Regions from separate parts of the Homo sapiens genome. Here region 2 is linked to region 1. The links are chromatin loops, found by intact Hi-C in ENCODE. Cell type or tissue: chondrocyte. All regions are shown on one strand.

The links. Hi-C counts contacts between places; a loop is a spot of excess contacts. Peaks named below come from ENCODE experiments on the same cell type or tissue, not always from the same donor. Only the 100,000 strongest peaks of a DNase experiment are listed, where the experiment ranks them.
Region 2: it touches region 1 in a loop (2.8-fold over the local background); 2 of 110 quality-filtered maps call a loop at or near these places.

What each region holds. Positions count from the first base shown.
Region 1 is chr13:99,978,884-99,986,883 of GRCh38, forward strand. It overlaps ZIC2 (Zic family zinc finger 2), which reads left to right and starts at 2,901. Exons shown (of 3, transcript NM_007129.5): 1 at 2,901-4,256; 2 at 6,063-6,226; 3 at 6,440-7,882. The coding sequence starts at 3,182. The coding sequence ends at 6,799. RefSeq lists enhancers at 1-449, 4,659-5,858 and silencers at 1,483-1,732, 2,561-2,690. In chondrocyte, CTCF peaks have their summits at 1,566 and 3,761; DNase peaks (open chromatin) are centred at 708, 1,093, 1,588, 2,528 and 6 weaker places.
Region 2 is chr13:100,389,510-100,397,509 of GRCh38, forward strand. The region is part of intron 19 of PCCA (propionyl-CoA carboxylase subunit alpha); the gene reads left to right. It overlaps LOC124903201 (a long non-coding RNA gene), which reads left to right and starts at 1,694. Exons shown (of 2, transcript XR_007063854.1): 1 at 1,694-3,206; 2 at 3,344-6,933. RefSeq lists enhancers at 2,798-3,997, 3,266-3,560. In chondrocyte, a CTCF peak has its summit at 3,371; no DNase peak of the experiment used is centred here.

The sequences.
Region 1 (8,000 bases):
CCCATAAAAATTGATGAATAAAGCAAACAAGTGTGTAGTACAAAAATTGCACTAGGCAATTTTTAATGGATTCAACGTGGCAGGGCAGCCTTTCTGCCAAAGATGTTCTCTTTTCTCTCTGCGTCTATGTCTCAGGTCCCTTTAGGTCTAGGGGGCCAGTTTGGCTAGTGCCCTCCGCCCCCTTTTATGCACAGAGAGAGGGGTGTGGAAATGGGAACGTTTCCTCCTTTCAGGGAAGGTGAGAATCTCCATCTTCCAGGCAAACTGCCTTGCTTTCAGACAGGATGCCACAGCCTGCCTCCTTCTTGCACCCCCACCCCACCCCCAGGACAGGGAAGAATGGGACGGAGGGAGGGCACAGGGCTCCTTATGCAAGGGGCTGCGGCCAGCGCCAACCTGCAGAGACTCGCTTAAGCCGGGAGAGGCTGCCTGAGCCGGCGCAAGAGAGCCCGGGTTCTGCCAGCCATAGTGAGCTAGAGGATTCTTCCCGCGTTTTTGTTTATTTCATTTCAGAACATAATTCTGAAAAATTTATTATTTTCTCTTCGTTTAATTTTATTTCAACTCCTAGAGATTTATAAATAAAAGCAGTTCTCCAGGCCAGCCAGGAGAACACGCCCGAGGCGCTGGCCTCAGGCTGTCCCTTCACACCTCCGCAGCCTCTGGGCCCTCCGTTCCCTCTCTAGTTACCTCGGGAGCGCGAGATTTGGGCGGCGGGACAGGAAACGTCCGCAGCGGTCAGCCAGGCGCGGCGCCGGGAGCGGCCTCGCCGCTGGGCCACCGCCCGGGTGGTACTCCCTGCTCCTGGAGAAGGAGTGGATGGATATATATGCTTTCTAGAAGGTTTAAGCCCTGCCGTGTCTGACGGCTTCTTCTCCCGAGACCCTGAGCCTGACCCGCAGCCAAACTCCGGCCTGAGTCTCGCTTGGTCTCGGGCGTTCCCACACTTCTCAGCCCAAGGATGCGCGGCCCGGCTTCTGGGCATTTACCCTGAGGGTGACACTGTCTTTAAACGACTTCCGAACAACCCCCTTCCACGCAGGGGCCGCTGCCCAGTGTTTACTGCTGTAAACGGAGCAGGACGCAAGCGGCGGGTGGGGAGCTCAGCGCGCCGAGGGGCGGACGGGGACGCCGCGGGGGGCGGGGAAGGCGGTGTCTGGGTGGGCGTCCGGAGGGTGGGAAGAAGGGGCATGCCTGGCTTTCTCTGTGCCCACGGTCCTGCACCTGTGGTTTCAATGCCACAGAGCAAGTTTACAAAGGCGGGGTGAAAGTAGGGAGCGTGCCAAGCGGGCAGCAGACCAGCCCCCCGCCGCTCCTTGTGGCGCGCTCCCGGCGAGGCCCCGGGCCTGAAATGTCCCCGCGCGCAGAGCCTCCTGCCAGGCGACCCAGCTGTTAGCCACCTCTCGAGCGGCCTGGAGTGCTCGGGCCAGGCGTCCCCGGGGTTTTCGGTGTCCGCTGGGAGCTGCTCAGATCCCGGGGAAGTCGGTGGCCTACGCAGAAAGACTGGAGCGCTGGGTTGCCTCCCATTCCTGACCCGGCTGAGGGCGCCCTGACCCCGCGGCCCGGGCCCGCGTCCGAGCCACGCTGGACGCCCGGCTCCCGGGAGCGCCGCGGTCGGCCAGGACTAGAAGCCGCGGCGCCGAGGTCTCGGGAGAAGCGCGGCAGGATGGCAGGCCGGGCCCACGGGCACGTTCGGCGGCTGCCTGAGCCGGCAGCAGCTCAGGGAGCGCGAGGACTGAGGGGCGGGCCCGGCAGCGGGGCGGGGGCGCGGGACTGACTAGGCCGCGGCGGCCAATCGCGGCGCCGGGAGGGCGGGCGGGGCGGGAGCCGCCGTTAAAGGGGCGGTTTGACCGGGGGGGCCCGGCCTCGAGCTGGAGGGAGGGAGGGAGGCCGGGGCGGGAGACTAGGGGGTGCGGGGGGAGGGGAGAGGAAAAGGAGGAGACAAAAAATAAAAAATAAAAGGCTGCCGCTGCAGCGTTGGCGGCGCCCATCGAAATCAACGGAGGCGGTGGCGAACGCAGCCCACCGCAGCCGAGACCTGGGAGCCCGCCTGGGCCTCACACTCCCTCGGGTCGCGGACTGCGCTGGGTCCACGCGGCGCGGTCACTAGTTCCGGGCCCAGCGCCCAGGCCCGACCGGCGGGAGGGAGGAGGCGAGCGAGAGATCACTTTTTTATTGTTGTTATTGTTTTTCAGCCCAGCCTCCCCCTCCTCCCCTCCCCCTGCTCGCTTTCTCCCCTCCCACATCCCCCTCCCCCCTACTCCCCCGCCTCCTCCTCCGGCACAACTTAAAGAAAGGGGGAGCGGCGCGGCTGCTGCCTTCATCTGGGGAAATTCGTGGCCACTGCAAGTTTACTACGCGAGGCGCAGCCAATGCCAAGCGCCGAGGCCGAGGAGGGCTAAACACTGCGGCCGCGGCTCCGAACAATAACCGCCGCGCGCGGGGCGGCGCGAGTAGGGCCGCGGGGGAGGGAGCTGTCGCCGCAGAGCGCCGCGGAGAGGACGCCTGGACTCCGCCTGCCGCCCCGGCGCCCCCGCCGCGGTCAGGTGGAGCCGCTGGTGCGCTGGCCCCGGGTGCCGAGCGCGGAGCTCGCCTCGGTCCTCTCCTCGCCCGTCTGCCTGGCGTGCGCACGGCCGCCGCGGTTGTGACTGCATTCTACCGGCGCTGCTCGGTGCGGCCGGGCTCCGGGTCCGCTGGGCGTGCGAGTGAGTGTGTGCGTGCGCGCGCGGGTGCGCGCAGGGGTGGGGGCTGCGGCGCGGCGCTCGCCCCCCGGTAGCCCCCCTCTCCTCTCGGCTCCCCACACCTCCCTCCGGCTCCCTCCTCCCGCCCGCCCTCCCCTGCCCTGCCCGCCCGCCCCCGCCGCAGCTCCTTTAATACACTTTGGTTCTCCGCCTGGCTTTGGACTCTTCTCCTCCTCCACCTCCTCCTCCTCCTCCCGCGCCGCCGCCTCCTCCTCCTCTTCCTCTCCGCGCCTTCGCTACGCGCCCGGCCGCCCGAGGCAGATCCAGGCGGCGGCGGAGGCGGCGGGCGCAGGAGAGCGGCTCCCAGGGCTGAAGTGGCCGCCACCACCGCCGCCTGCGCCTGGAGCCCGGTGGCCGCCGGACGCACCGCGCGGATCGGGAGCGGGAGTCGAGGCGGCGCGGAGGCGCAGGGCTCGCAGGGGCGGGCGGGCGCGCTGGCCATGCTCCTGGACGCGGGTCCGCAGTTCCCGGCCATCGGGGTGGGCAGCTTCGCGCGCCACCATCACCACTCCGCCGCGGCGGCGGCGGCGGCTGCCGCCGAGATGCAGGACCGTGAACTGAGCCTGGCGGCGGCGCAGAACGGCTTCGTTGACTCCGCCGCCGCGCACATGGGAGCCTTCAAGCTCAACCCGGGCGCGCACGAGCTGTCCCCGGGCCAGAGCTCGGCGTTCACGTCGCAGGGCCCCGGCGCCTACCCCGGCTCCGCTGCGGCTGCCGCTGCGGCCGCAGCGCTCGGGCCCCACGCCGCGCACGTTGGCTCCTACTCTGGGCCGCCCTTCAACTCCACCCGGGACTTCCTGTTCCGCAGCCGCGGCTTCGGGGACTCGGCGCCGGGCGGCGGGCAGCACGGGCTGTTCGGGCCGGGCGCGGGCGGCCTGCACCACGCGCACTCGGACGCGCAGGGCCACCTCCTCTTCCCGGGCCTGCCAGAGCAGCACGGGCCGCACGGCTCGCAGAATGTGCTCAACGGGCAGATGCGCCTCGGGCTGCCCGGCGAGGTGTTCGGGCGCTCGGAGCAATACCGCCAGGTGGCCAGCCCGCGGACCGACCCCTACTCGGCGGCGCAACTCCACAACCAGTACGGCCCCATGAATATGAACATGGGTATGAACATGGCAGCAGCCGCGGCCCACCACCACCACCACCACCACCACCACCCCGGTGCCTTTTTCCGCTATATGCGGCAGCAGTGCATCAAGCAGGAGCTAATCTGCAAGTGGATCGACCCCGAGCAACTGAGCAATCCCAAGAAGAGCTGCAACAAAACTTTCAGCACCATGCACGAGCTGGTGACACACGTCTCGGTGGAGCACGTCGGCGGCCCGGAGCAGAGCAACCACGTCTGCTTCTGGGAGGAGTGTCCGCGCGAGGGCAAGCCCTTCAAGGCCAAATACAAACTGGTCAACCACATCCGCGTGCACACAGGCGAGAAACCCTTCCCCTGCCCCTTCCCGGGCTGTGGCAAAGTCTTCGCGCGCTCCGAGAACCTCAAGATCCACAAAAGGACCCACACAGGTAACCGCGGGCTGGGACAGGGACCAGGCGCGGAGGGGAGACACGCACAGGCTGAGACTCAGGCTGTGGGTGCCGACGCTGGGCGCAGACCGCCAGCCGGGGACCTGGGATGGGAGGTGTTTTTGCGTGTACGAAAGAGCCAGCAGCTTGTTTCTGTTGGACGATGACAATATTATTGGGCTAGGTTTTTCCATGTGCGGAAATCGAGTTTTGAATGATTAGCCTCACATCAAATGTATGCTTGGGTCATGCAATTGCTTCGTTTGCTCAGCCCCGGTTAATAATTTCCGTTTTAAGTAGAAAGCACAAAATAAAACTGCTCGCTAATTCGGTGCCCGGGAAGCGAGCCTAGAGAGGATTTTGCCAGCTTGTCTGAATGTGCTTTTCTGCTCGGAGTGTATGTCTGTCTGAGTGGTTTGTGTGTTTTCCCACTTCTTTTACTCGGGGTCCAAACGCCCTTCCCGGGACTGTTTCCCATGAAATGAGTCTGGTGTGAGCCGAAGCTGTAATGCGTTTCTCATTTTTAAAGTGTTTTTAAAGCCCGTCTCGGGGTGGGTCGCGGGGGCTTTACTGTGGTTTCGCAGCAGTTTGTGAAATTCTCTAATGGGCACCACAGAGTTTGCGATTCCCAACTTGGACCCAGGTCAGCTAGAGCCCCAGGTCAGCTAGAGCCCCAGGCAGCGCGGCCCCGCGGGGGGATCGCGTGAGAAGAGAGAGCCGCAAAAGAACGCGCCTCCCGCCTCATAGATTATTCATCTATGACCAGGTCTCAGCCAAAATCGTGCCAGACGATTTCCTAAAAGAAAGCCAAATGTTTTAGCAACTTCCCCCGTCAATATTTACTCCGAAGTGGGGATGCGCCAGCGGCCTATTGTTCTCTTCCGGGAAGGGAGGGAGCCGAGGTGCGAGACAAGCTTTTAACAAGGTTTAAAATTTGAGAAATTTATTTGCATGAAATGCTCGCTTTCGAGTCCTGTGTCTGAGCGGATGTCTTTAAGAAACAATTTAGGTGCTAATGGAATTTAACGTTAAACGGTCCCCTTTCCAAGTGGAACGACGTTTGAGTTCTCGCACCTCTAAATGACTCCAAGCATTTGGAATTCTGGCAACAGGATGCAGAGACAGCCAGAAAATTAAACGGGGAGGTTTTGAAAGGCTTTGCTGACTCCCCCAACCCTCGCCCACCAGCTTGTGCCTCTCCGCAGTCACTAGATGCTGCCTTATCTCTAATATTTACCTTTTCTTCAACTTATTTTTTTAAAGACGGGAGGTGAGACTAGAATTGTGGTTAATTCAATTTGCAGAATTTTGGATGAAAAATACTGGCTCAGTCACTCTCCACAGCCCGGCCCCCAAACAACACGTAGCAACTCCAAATGTAATTGCTTACTGGCCCTGGCGAGAAACCGACAGCAGCCCAGCAGCCTGTGTGATTTTGATAATGCCCCAAATATTTTGTCATAATAACAGCTTCTCCGTGGCGAGAGCAACTTGTTAGAAGCTGCAAATCCAAGAAGCCCTCTAGAAAGGCAGGCAGGGCTAGGAGCTTCCCCACATTCCTGAGAAATTTGAGGAGATGGACGTCAGCCTGGAAGAAAGTAAAATACGAAATAAATGAGCAGGACTGTCGGGCGGGAAGGCGGTTAATTTGATCTTAGTTCTGCCGCAGAGGGGATCGGACTGGTTTGAGGGACCCAGCCCCCTCAGGTCCTTCTCCCTCGCCGCGGCCCAGCCCCCTCGCAGCCTGAGTGGGGGCTCTGCAGGCTCTGGGTGTCTGCAGCCAGCGCCGATGTTTGCCGTCCACAGGGGAGAAGCCGTTCCAGTGTGAGTTTGAGGGCTGCGACCGGCGCTTCGCCAACAGCAGCGACAGGAAGAAGCACATGCACGTCCACACCTCCGATAAGCCCTATCTCTGCAAGATGTGCGACAAGTCCTACACGCACCCCAGCTCGCTGCGGAAGCACATGAAGGTACCACCGCGGCGGCCGGGAGGAGGGCGAGGCAGGCCGAGGCGCCGGTGCAGCACTGGCCCGGACCACCTCAGCCGGCCTGGGAGGGTCCCCAGGGGCCAGGGCGGCGGGGGGAACATTTCTGGGGGTGCTCTCCCCCAGGGGCCCGGCCCCACAGCAGCTGCACTCACACCCAGTCCCCTCTGGTCCCCCCTCCCGGCTTTTGTCTTGCAGGTCCATGAGTCCTCCCCGCAGGGCTCTGAATCCTCCCCGGCCGCCAGCTCCGGCTATGAGTCGTCCACGCCCCCGGGGCTGGTGTCCCCCAGCGCCGAGCCCCAGAGCAGCTCCAACCTGTCCCCAGCGGCGGCGGCAGCGGCGGCGGCGGCTGCGGCGGCGGCGGCCGCGGTGTCCGCGGTGCACCGGGGCGGAGGCTCGGGCAGTGGCGGCGCGGGAGGCGGCTCAGGCGGCGGCAGCGGCAGTGGCGGGGGCGGCGGCGGGGCGGGCGGCGGGGGCGGCGGCAGCTCTGGCGGGGGCAGCGGGACAGCCGGGGGTCACAGCGGCCTCTCCTCCAACTTCAATGAATGGTACGTGTGACGGGTCGGGGCCTCTCTCCCTCTCCCTGTCCCCACCCCAGCGCAGCAGCCCTCCCCGCAGCTAGCAGCGAGGGCACCTTGTGATCATGTTGTTAAAATTATGAATCTGATTTTTATGATGATGAAAATTTTACCAGCAGAAGGATTTTTTAAAGTTTTTTTTTTTTTTTTAATAATAATCTAGGCATGAAGAGCAAAAATATCCCTTCCGGAGTCTTTGAAGCTGAAAATATAAAACAAATAAAAAATAAAAAAATAAAAACCCACAAAAATGTTGAACCAAACCTCCCTGCTAATCTCCATGCCCACGTTCTTTCCCACCCTGTTCCCAGTCTTCTGACAAACTGTGTACATAGCGGACTCCTCCTTTCTCCTCCGAGGTGGTTTTAAAGGCTTTTTGGTGTATAGAAGTTTGTCCATTTGTAAAACTCCGGATTGCGTTCCTCCCCGCCTTCCGCCCCTTCCCTTCCCTAAAGTGATGGGCTTTCTCTTTTCTCTTTTTAGTTTACCCGGTTTCTTTTTAAGTAATGTGGAAGAAAATGGTTTATTTTGTATTGTGGTATTGAATATTGTGTTCCTTTTTATGAGGCAACCTGATTGTAAACTTCATGTAACTATAGACTGGAAAAAATGAGCCGTGCCAAAGTCTCCCTTCTGTTTCTTCAGCACATTGACCCATAGCACACACATACACACCACCACCAACAACGCTTGTGAATGTATTTTTCTGTTAGCTGGGTTTACATGTGATGTTTTAGTGCTTTTGCAAGTTCAATTTGTTAGTTCCTGTATGAAAGATTGTGGGGGAAAAATAAACGTCGTGCCGTTAGCTTTTTCCGTAATAACACCCTTCCTTCTGTAAATACCCGTTACCATATTTATCCATTTGTAATTAAATTATGGTATTAACTTGCTACAGAGGAAACAATATTTATAAAGAATGTTTCTTAACTATAAATATGTACAATTGTGGGCATAAACTGTTTCAGATTTTTTATTTGAAGGTTTTAAGTGGTTTGATCATTTCTTGTGATGTTTTGAGAGTAATGCATACAGAAATATAATAAAATGTGTTGAAACTGCATGAACATACTATTTTTTCTAGCAAAGTTATTAAAGAAAATGGGGGAAGAGGCAGCTGAGGATTGACCTGGGTACGCCTCAGCGAGCCTGAGTGGGCGGGAGGCACACGCGTTCTGGGG
Region 2 (8,000 bases), 410 kb after region 1:
AATAATGGATACTAGGCTTAATACCTAGGTGATGAAATAATCTGTACAAGAAACCCTCATGACACAAGTGTACCTATGTAACAAACCTGCACATGTATCCCTGAATGTAAAATAGAAGTTAAAGAAAAGAAAAACACACACACACCAAAAAAAAGCAGAAAGAGAACTAAGAAAGTTAATTGTGTCTGAAGCAAGAGAGAAGTTGTGTATGACTGCAGCACAGAAAGCTTGAAGTGTGGGACCTGGTGGCAGGCAGGGAGGGGGAAACGAGTGGTGAGATGGGAGGGGCAGGCCCCAGGGGAAGCAGCTGGGACCCGGCCATGTGAAAGTGCCAGCCCTGAACCTGGTCTGGATGTGTGTGGAGTGCAGTGGAGAGCCACAGAAGGCTTGCCTGCAGGGAGTCGGACAGAGTTGCCTGTTTGGGAGATCACTCTGCCTTCATGATGGAGAATAGGTTTGGAGAGGCAAGACTGGAGGAAGAGGGCCTGCTAGAAGCAGTCATGCAGGTGGGCGCTGTGAGCCTCAGCTGCAAGTATTTTGGAGAAAAAATGGATCAACATGGAAGAGATTTAAGATGTAGAATTAACCGTGCATTTATTGAGCAGTAATAATATTAGCTAATATATATTGCATATTTAATATGTGTCAAGCACTGTTCTAAGTGATCCACATGCAATATGTTATTTAACAACAATTGTAGTCAACATGTACAATCTACTTTCATTTCTATTCCAATCCTATAAAGCATAAGTACTATTATTAGTCCTATTTTTAAGTATAAGGAAATTGAAGCATAGAGAGGTTACGTCTAGAGAAATAGGAAGACAATTTTAGACATAATTTTGAAGGGATCTGTGAGATACACAAGTGGAGATGTTTCCTGGGTCATTGCATGTGAGGTTCTGTGGCCCAGGAGAGAGTTTGGGGGAGATTCGGTCTCCAGTAGTATAAATGGCAGTTGAACACGGGTTGAATTGAGGAGAAAGTAGAAAAGGGAAGAGGACCAAGAAAGATGAAACCTTGAGGTATGCTAAAGATTTAAAGGATGGGCAGAGGAAGAAGAATCAGCAAAGGATACTGAAGAGGAGCATTGAAAGAGACTGTGTCAGAAAACCCAAGAAGTTGTGTTGTTTCAGAATTTAAAGGAAGAGGCTGTTTTAAGAAGATGAGGTCATTGATGCCAGTGAATGTAAGAAGTCATGTTAAAACAAAAAAAACAACTAAGGCTGAGATTTATCCATTGGATTTAGTGAAAATAATTGAGAACAATTTCAGTGTTGTAATGGGGCCAGAAATGAAATTGTGGTGAGTTCAGACATTGAGATATGCGGACAAGTGGAGTGAATGACTCTTCTAAAGGCATGGTCGTTAAGAGTGGGCCATGGTGTTGAGGGGATTGACTTTTTAAAGGTTTAATAAATTCTTAAGTGCTGATAACAGGTGCCAGAAGAAGGGAATTTTTGATGATTAAAGAATAAGGAGAAAAAGAAGAACTAGGAGAAGGGCCTCTGTGCTTTTTTTTTTTTGAAATGGAGTCTTGCTCTGTCACCCAGGCTGGAGTGCAGTGGCACGATCTTGGCTCACTGCAACCTCCACCTCCCGAGTTCAAGTGAATCTCCTGCCTCAGCCTCCCAAGTAGCTGGGACTACAGGCGCACGCCACCACGCCCAGCTAATTTTTGTATTTTTAGTAGAGACGGAGTTTCACCATGTTGGCCAGGATAGTCTTGATTTCTTGACCTTATGAACCACCACACCCAGCCTCTGTTCCATTTTTATATGAAAGGACAAAGGAGCGGGTGGAGATGAAGGGAGAGTTGGTGACTTATTCACCTGTGATGGCTGCTGTGGGGGAAGAGGTGAGGTGAGACTGGGAGGAGTTGATTATGGCATTAGAAATTGGAAGTACGTGGAATGTTGTTGAGGCTGGGAGCAAGAATTGACTTAAACACAACAGAAGGGCTAGGCTAACCAAGCTTCCATTTGAAGTCGTGGAGCAGGAGTTGATGGGGTATCAATCCATGTGGTCAGATAGTGCAAGGCAGCTCTGCATGTCCAGGAGGCCAGGACACAGGGAGGCTAGGCGGAGAGGTGCCAGTGAGGGAGGTGGAGATAGGCAGATCCTGAAGGGCCTTTAAACTATGGGTTTCGATTTTATTGTGACATTATTCATTATCTAGCCAGCTTTTATAGGAGCAGTTTATAAAGTATGTTCTAGGGAATACTATTGATCAACACGTTTTTCAAAAGTCTAAATTGTGTTCAAATTGGTGTCTTGTGAGAATTAATAGAATACATATTTAGATCACTTTCATAAATAAATACATTAACATCATATTTTCAGTAAGCTCATATTTGATATCTAATCAAATTCTTTTAGTCATGAATTTGAATGAGAGGTTTTTTGGGTTATTGTTACTGTTTGTTTTGTCTTCTGTGTTTTTATATTTGGAAGCAGAATTAGCTTTTGGTCTCTTAAGTGACCCCTTAGTCACTTAAGATGGTGTTCATTTCCATCATTGTGCTTATCATGCACTTGAGTTCTCGTGTTTATTTCTTTGTCCACTTGTTTAATTTCAGCCTCTTCACACTAAAATAGGAGCTTTGTAAAGGCAAGGACCTAGTCTTGTTCACTGTCACACTTCTTGTACTTCTCAGGAAATATTCATTGGGGGCAGGGTAGAGGAGTTGGGGAAGGAAGGAAGGAAGGAAGAGAGAGAACAGTGAAGCGGGAAGGAAGGAGTTCCAAAAACTGCTTCCCTAGTGGTCATGGAAACTCTTTAATAAATTAGAATGTTGTCTCCAAAAAATACAGGCAGATATGCGTTGACAATTGCCTTTCATACACCTTAACAAACTAGTTACATAATGGGATATCAAAATTCAGTCAATGTGTTTGCTAGTTTAATTTGTTGTGATTAAAGAAAACAATGATTTTATTTATAAATTTAGCACCTAGGAAATGTGATTTCAAATATCAAAGCATAGGCATTTTTTACTCTTTTTAAAATTGAAGGGTCAACAAAATCTGCCTTATTCTTCACAGTTTTTTCTCTGTCAGTAATGTAGCAGTGTGTTAATTTCCAGAAATTTAATCTCTTCTATAAAATTTCCTGTGACCTGAAAACTTTTGAATTGGAGTTAATTTACCAAACTGTCATGGAATGCCTGAAATTTCCTTGGGGCAGAGGAGGTAGCAGAGAGGTGGTAAGTTACCATGTTTCCATTGTGTGAATAACTGATAAGTGGGATTCCAAACAGAATCCATGTAGCGTTTTAATGAATTCACATTTGGAGAAAAAAGTCACAGACTTTCAAAACTTACAGGAATTTGGCTGTCCTAGGGCAACTCCTCACTTAACAGCAAGAGGGGATGAGAAGGTTGAGTGACTCACCCAGGGAAGTGACTCACCCAGGGAAGGTCAAGTGACTCACCCAAGGTTACTTGGTAAGTAAAGAGAGAAGCCAGAAGCCTGGGGCCTCCTGACGGCTCCTGCTTCTCTTTTTACTAAGGTCTTCTGCCATGGGAAGAAACTCTGAATGTTAGCAACCATCTGGATGGTGTTAGTTGTATGTCTCTCTATGTATGTTGAAAAGAAAATGTTGAAGAATTGAATTTCTCCTGCTTATGGGTTGTGTCACATTTAATAGCGTTCTTTAAGAAAAAAACACGATTGCTCAATATGATTATATGAGCTCACCATAACCAATGACAGGCAGAAAATCCTGGGAGGATAGACACTAACACCACATTATCCTGTTGGGATAATATCCCAAATTCTGAATATAACTTTCTTTTACCACTTTAAAGGCCAAAAAATGGCTGTTAAATGGAGTATTTTTGTCAAACCAAGTTTTTAAAGTTTTCAGCAGCTGCTTCTGCTGGCTTTTATTAACTACTGAAGAGTCTTTTTTTTTTTTTTTTTTTGAGATGGAGTCACGCTCTGTCACCCAGGCTGGATTGCAATGGCGTGATCTCAGCCCACTGCAACCTCTGCCTCCCGGGTTCAAGCGATTCTCCTGCCTCAGCCTCCCTAGTAGCTGGGTTTACAGGCGCCCGCCACCGTGCCTGGCTAATTTTTGTATTTTTAGAAGAGATGCGGTTTCACCATGTTGGTCAGGCTGGTCTTGAACTCTTGATCTCATGATCTGTACACCTCGGGCTCCCAAAGTGTTGGGATTACAGGCATGAGTTACCGGACCCTGCCTACTCAAGAGTCTTAATTGAACATCAAAATCCTGGTTTTGTTTATAAGGAAAAAAAGTTAATGGTGCAACTAGGACTAATTCTTTGATTAATTTTTTAACCACTTCTACTTAGCAAGTATATGAAACACATTAAAGACTGATGCATCTGTTTTGTTTTTGTTTTGAGATCAGGTAGAAGATCTACAAAACTAGTTGGAGGCTGGAAAGAAATTTCAGATAGTGATACATAGAAATGTTCTGCCTTAACTCTGAATTTTTAGTCATGAAATAGTGCAAACTCTTAACATTACTTTTGTGGAGCTTTGTAGTCCATAAAAATAACATTGTTGTAGAGCCTCTGTATGCGTCAGCTGTGACTGAGTGTTTTGATGTCTTAGCAAAAGGCAGAGGAGTGCTTTCCTTTGAAATGTGTGAGGCGGTTTGAGATGCAGCTTCTCAGATGGATTTAATTAGTCCTTCGTAGAACTGGATGTCCGTTTGTTGCAACTGAATTCTCATTTCATTCATCCATAACTAGAAACACCTCGCTTCAAACGGGTTTCTTCAAAGAAAGAGGGGTTTAGGGTTCTATGTTGTACTGCTTTTTGATGTTGGTTTCCCTTTAACTGAGAAGACCTTATGTTTATACAACTGTTATTATTAAGAAAACACAGCTTTCTTCAGCGAGGTTCCTTTTGCATCAGCGCTGGTTCTTGGTGGCAGTCAGAGGTCTGTGGAATGGATCTCTGTCAGACTATCACAGCAGCTGTGTGTTTGCAGATTTTGCTTATGAGAGGCATGAACTGAAAATAGGCGTAAACTTGAGTAATTCCCTAAACCCAAAATATAAGATAGAAACCAGTAACTGAATCTGGTAACAGGGTAGTTGTTTGTTTCAGAAGCTTATATTAACCACAAAAACAAAGTGAATCAACTAACAAGGGTTACCATGACCCAAATAGTAATTGCATTTTGATTCACTTTGCCTACAGTGCACAGGTCAGGTCTGCTTCTCAATAAATATGTTGAAAGAATGAAATATATCCTTCATAGTAAAATTATGTTTTTTAAAAAATATGTCCTACTACTAATATTTTTTAAATTATCCCTAAACCTTCACATTTCATTAGAATAGCTACTTCAATTTACTCTGAAAAAACTGCTTTCTTGTCTTTCCAGTTTGTGTGTCCAGGGTCTGACGTGCTCCATCATCAAGGCAGCTTTTATCTTCTGTGTCCGTGATTCTAATTACATTTCAGGGGGTTGTGATCTCTCCCAGAATCCCGTTCATGCATTGTGTTTAGGATGAAATGCTTGAGGGGGTTTGGGGCTGTACACTCATGGGCACAGGTTTGCATATCTAAAACTTTCTTTGCTCTAACATCCTGATTTGTATAAAAATCCTAAAAGCAAATTTCAGACTTCTAATTATTCTTTGCCTTTAAGGAAAGACAAAATTAATTTAGACTGTTCAAGCTTAAAATTATCCCAAAGCCACAGATCACACTGAAAACACATAGTAATATAGCCCACAAATTATTTTGGTGTCTTGTTTCCATATTCCATCCAAGAGTCTGTAGAATCTGTAGGCTTATATTTCTGTCTTGTTTCTTAGCCATAACTGATCTTTTCCATCTTATTCACCAGACTCAGCACTGCGTAACTGTGGCAATTTCTGAAACTCAGTGGCAAGGGATATACCACCATTGAAGAGATTAAAAATAATCAACAAAGGCTTTAAAAAGTTTAAAAAATGTATTTGGAGCAATAATAGCAATAGGTCAGAAAAAGTTTTCACGGAAAGGGCCAATATACAATTAGGTTTCCATCTCTGTATTCTTGATTGTGTGTTTTATGTCTTGTGACTATCTTGTGGAGTTCCTAATTTTAAAAGAATTATGGGTGTGGCTCAGGAATATTTTATTACATTTGTGTAAATTAAATAATTTTTTAAAATTATGGATGTGATTTAAATATTCTTTTAGTGGTTCTGCCTTTGGTACAGTGTTCCATGATTTTGTAATGTTTTTATTTGTTGAAAAAGCTCTAAAAATCTTGGTAGAAATATAGAATCTCAGAAGGCAGAACATTTGGTAATTATCTTTTATATCAATTTGCAAGACAACTTGTTAGGGAGCCCTATTTCTAGTAGTTGAAGTTAATAAGTAACAAATCACAGCAATCACGTTTTTTATCATGCAGAGTGGGCAGTCTTATAAAAAAGAAACGTCAGTCTTTTTGGATATAGGGACACAAGCAATCATAGTTTTCCTCTGTTATCTTTAGTTTGTAAAAATCAACCTATCTACCATCAGCATTTACCCACAAGGTTTAGTTTGGAGTTACCTAAGGGGATGGTAGAGAAACAATAATTTAACGTTATGCTGAAAACAATAGTCTCTGAAGATAGAGAAACCTCTGTCACTTACCAGTTGTGTAAAGTTGGAAAAGTTACTTAGCCTCCCTGAACCACTGCAGCAGTGGTGTTTACCTGAATGTTGGCATAGAGGAAAACCAAGGGTCACGAGGCAGGTGGACTTGAGTTTAAATACCAATCCTGAACCTGCTGGCTGTGGAATCCAGCAGAAGTTAGTTATCTTTTCTTAGCCTTAGTTTTCCTTATCTGTAGAATAGGGATAGTATTCTCCAGGGTTTTTGTAAAAATTAAATGAGATTTTATATAAAGGCTCTAGTACAGTGGCTGATGTAATAAGCACCCCAGAAATGATTTCTCTTCCCTCTAAAACACGGATATTTTGCTTTTTAAAAGAAGCTAAAGTAGCTTTTACTTTGCAAGCAGTTCTTTTCCATTGTATGAAAAATTCTTGGAAAGTTTTAAAAATAAGACAAAAGGGAGCCACAGTGGCCCAGGCCTGTGGTCCTGGCACATAAGCAGCCGAGGCTAGGCGTTCGAGGTTAGCCTGGGCAATATAGAAACCTCTTATCTATATAATAAAAATAAGACAAAAAATAAAATGTGCCAACATATATTAGCAAGGTTTGTCAGTACTGATTAATATTTTTACATTCTAATATTCTTTGTTAGAATTGTATTTATTTTATGAAGCCCCTTTTGAATCTACAGCAGACTACCTGGGAAGTAGTTATAGAGGTCATCATCGTGTCTTGGTGATTCACTTTGGGAAATTTTGTTGAGTGAGGCTGGTGAACCTAGAAAGCTGCTTCTTCTGCCTCCCCATTTCTGTCCCCAAGGCCCTGCTGTGGTTCAAAAGCCCATATAAACCTGCAGTTTCCCTTTCTTCCACGATAGGGCGCGCACCTACACTGTTAGGGTATGGGGCCGACTGGCTCCTGCCCTGTGGGAGGTTTGATCCTTGTCCATTTAGAGGCCCTTCCTTATTCATGGACACTCTACTGAGTGTCTGTTGCAAACTCCCTGGTATAAACCCCAGACGTCATGGATTTACCACACTAATTATTAGAGTGGCCATTATTTGCAATAAAATAGTGACCCTTGCCACTGTGTTTTCCTACCAAATAAACTTACTGACAAGTATCTGCATTGGCTGGGTCGAGGTGTCATCAAATCAGCCTAGGTTTGGATGTGCTGTTTTGCTAGCTGTAGACCCTTGAGCAATTATGTAACTTCTCTGAGTGTCAGATTTGTCATCTATAAAATGTGGTTAGTAACGTCTCCATTGTAGGATCGTTCCTAGGATTCTGTGAGTGTGATGTATATTAAAATACCTGATTGATATTAGGGCCTCAGTCATGTTCCTTTCTTTGCTTTAGACTCATTTCTCTGAAAAAGTAATACGATGTTTATAGTTGGGGAAAAAAACCCAAAGAGCG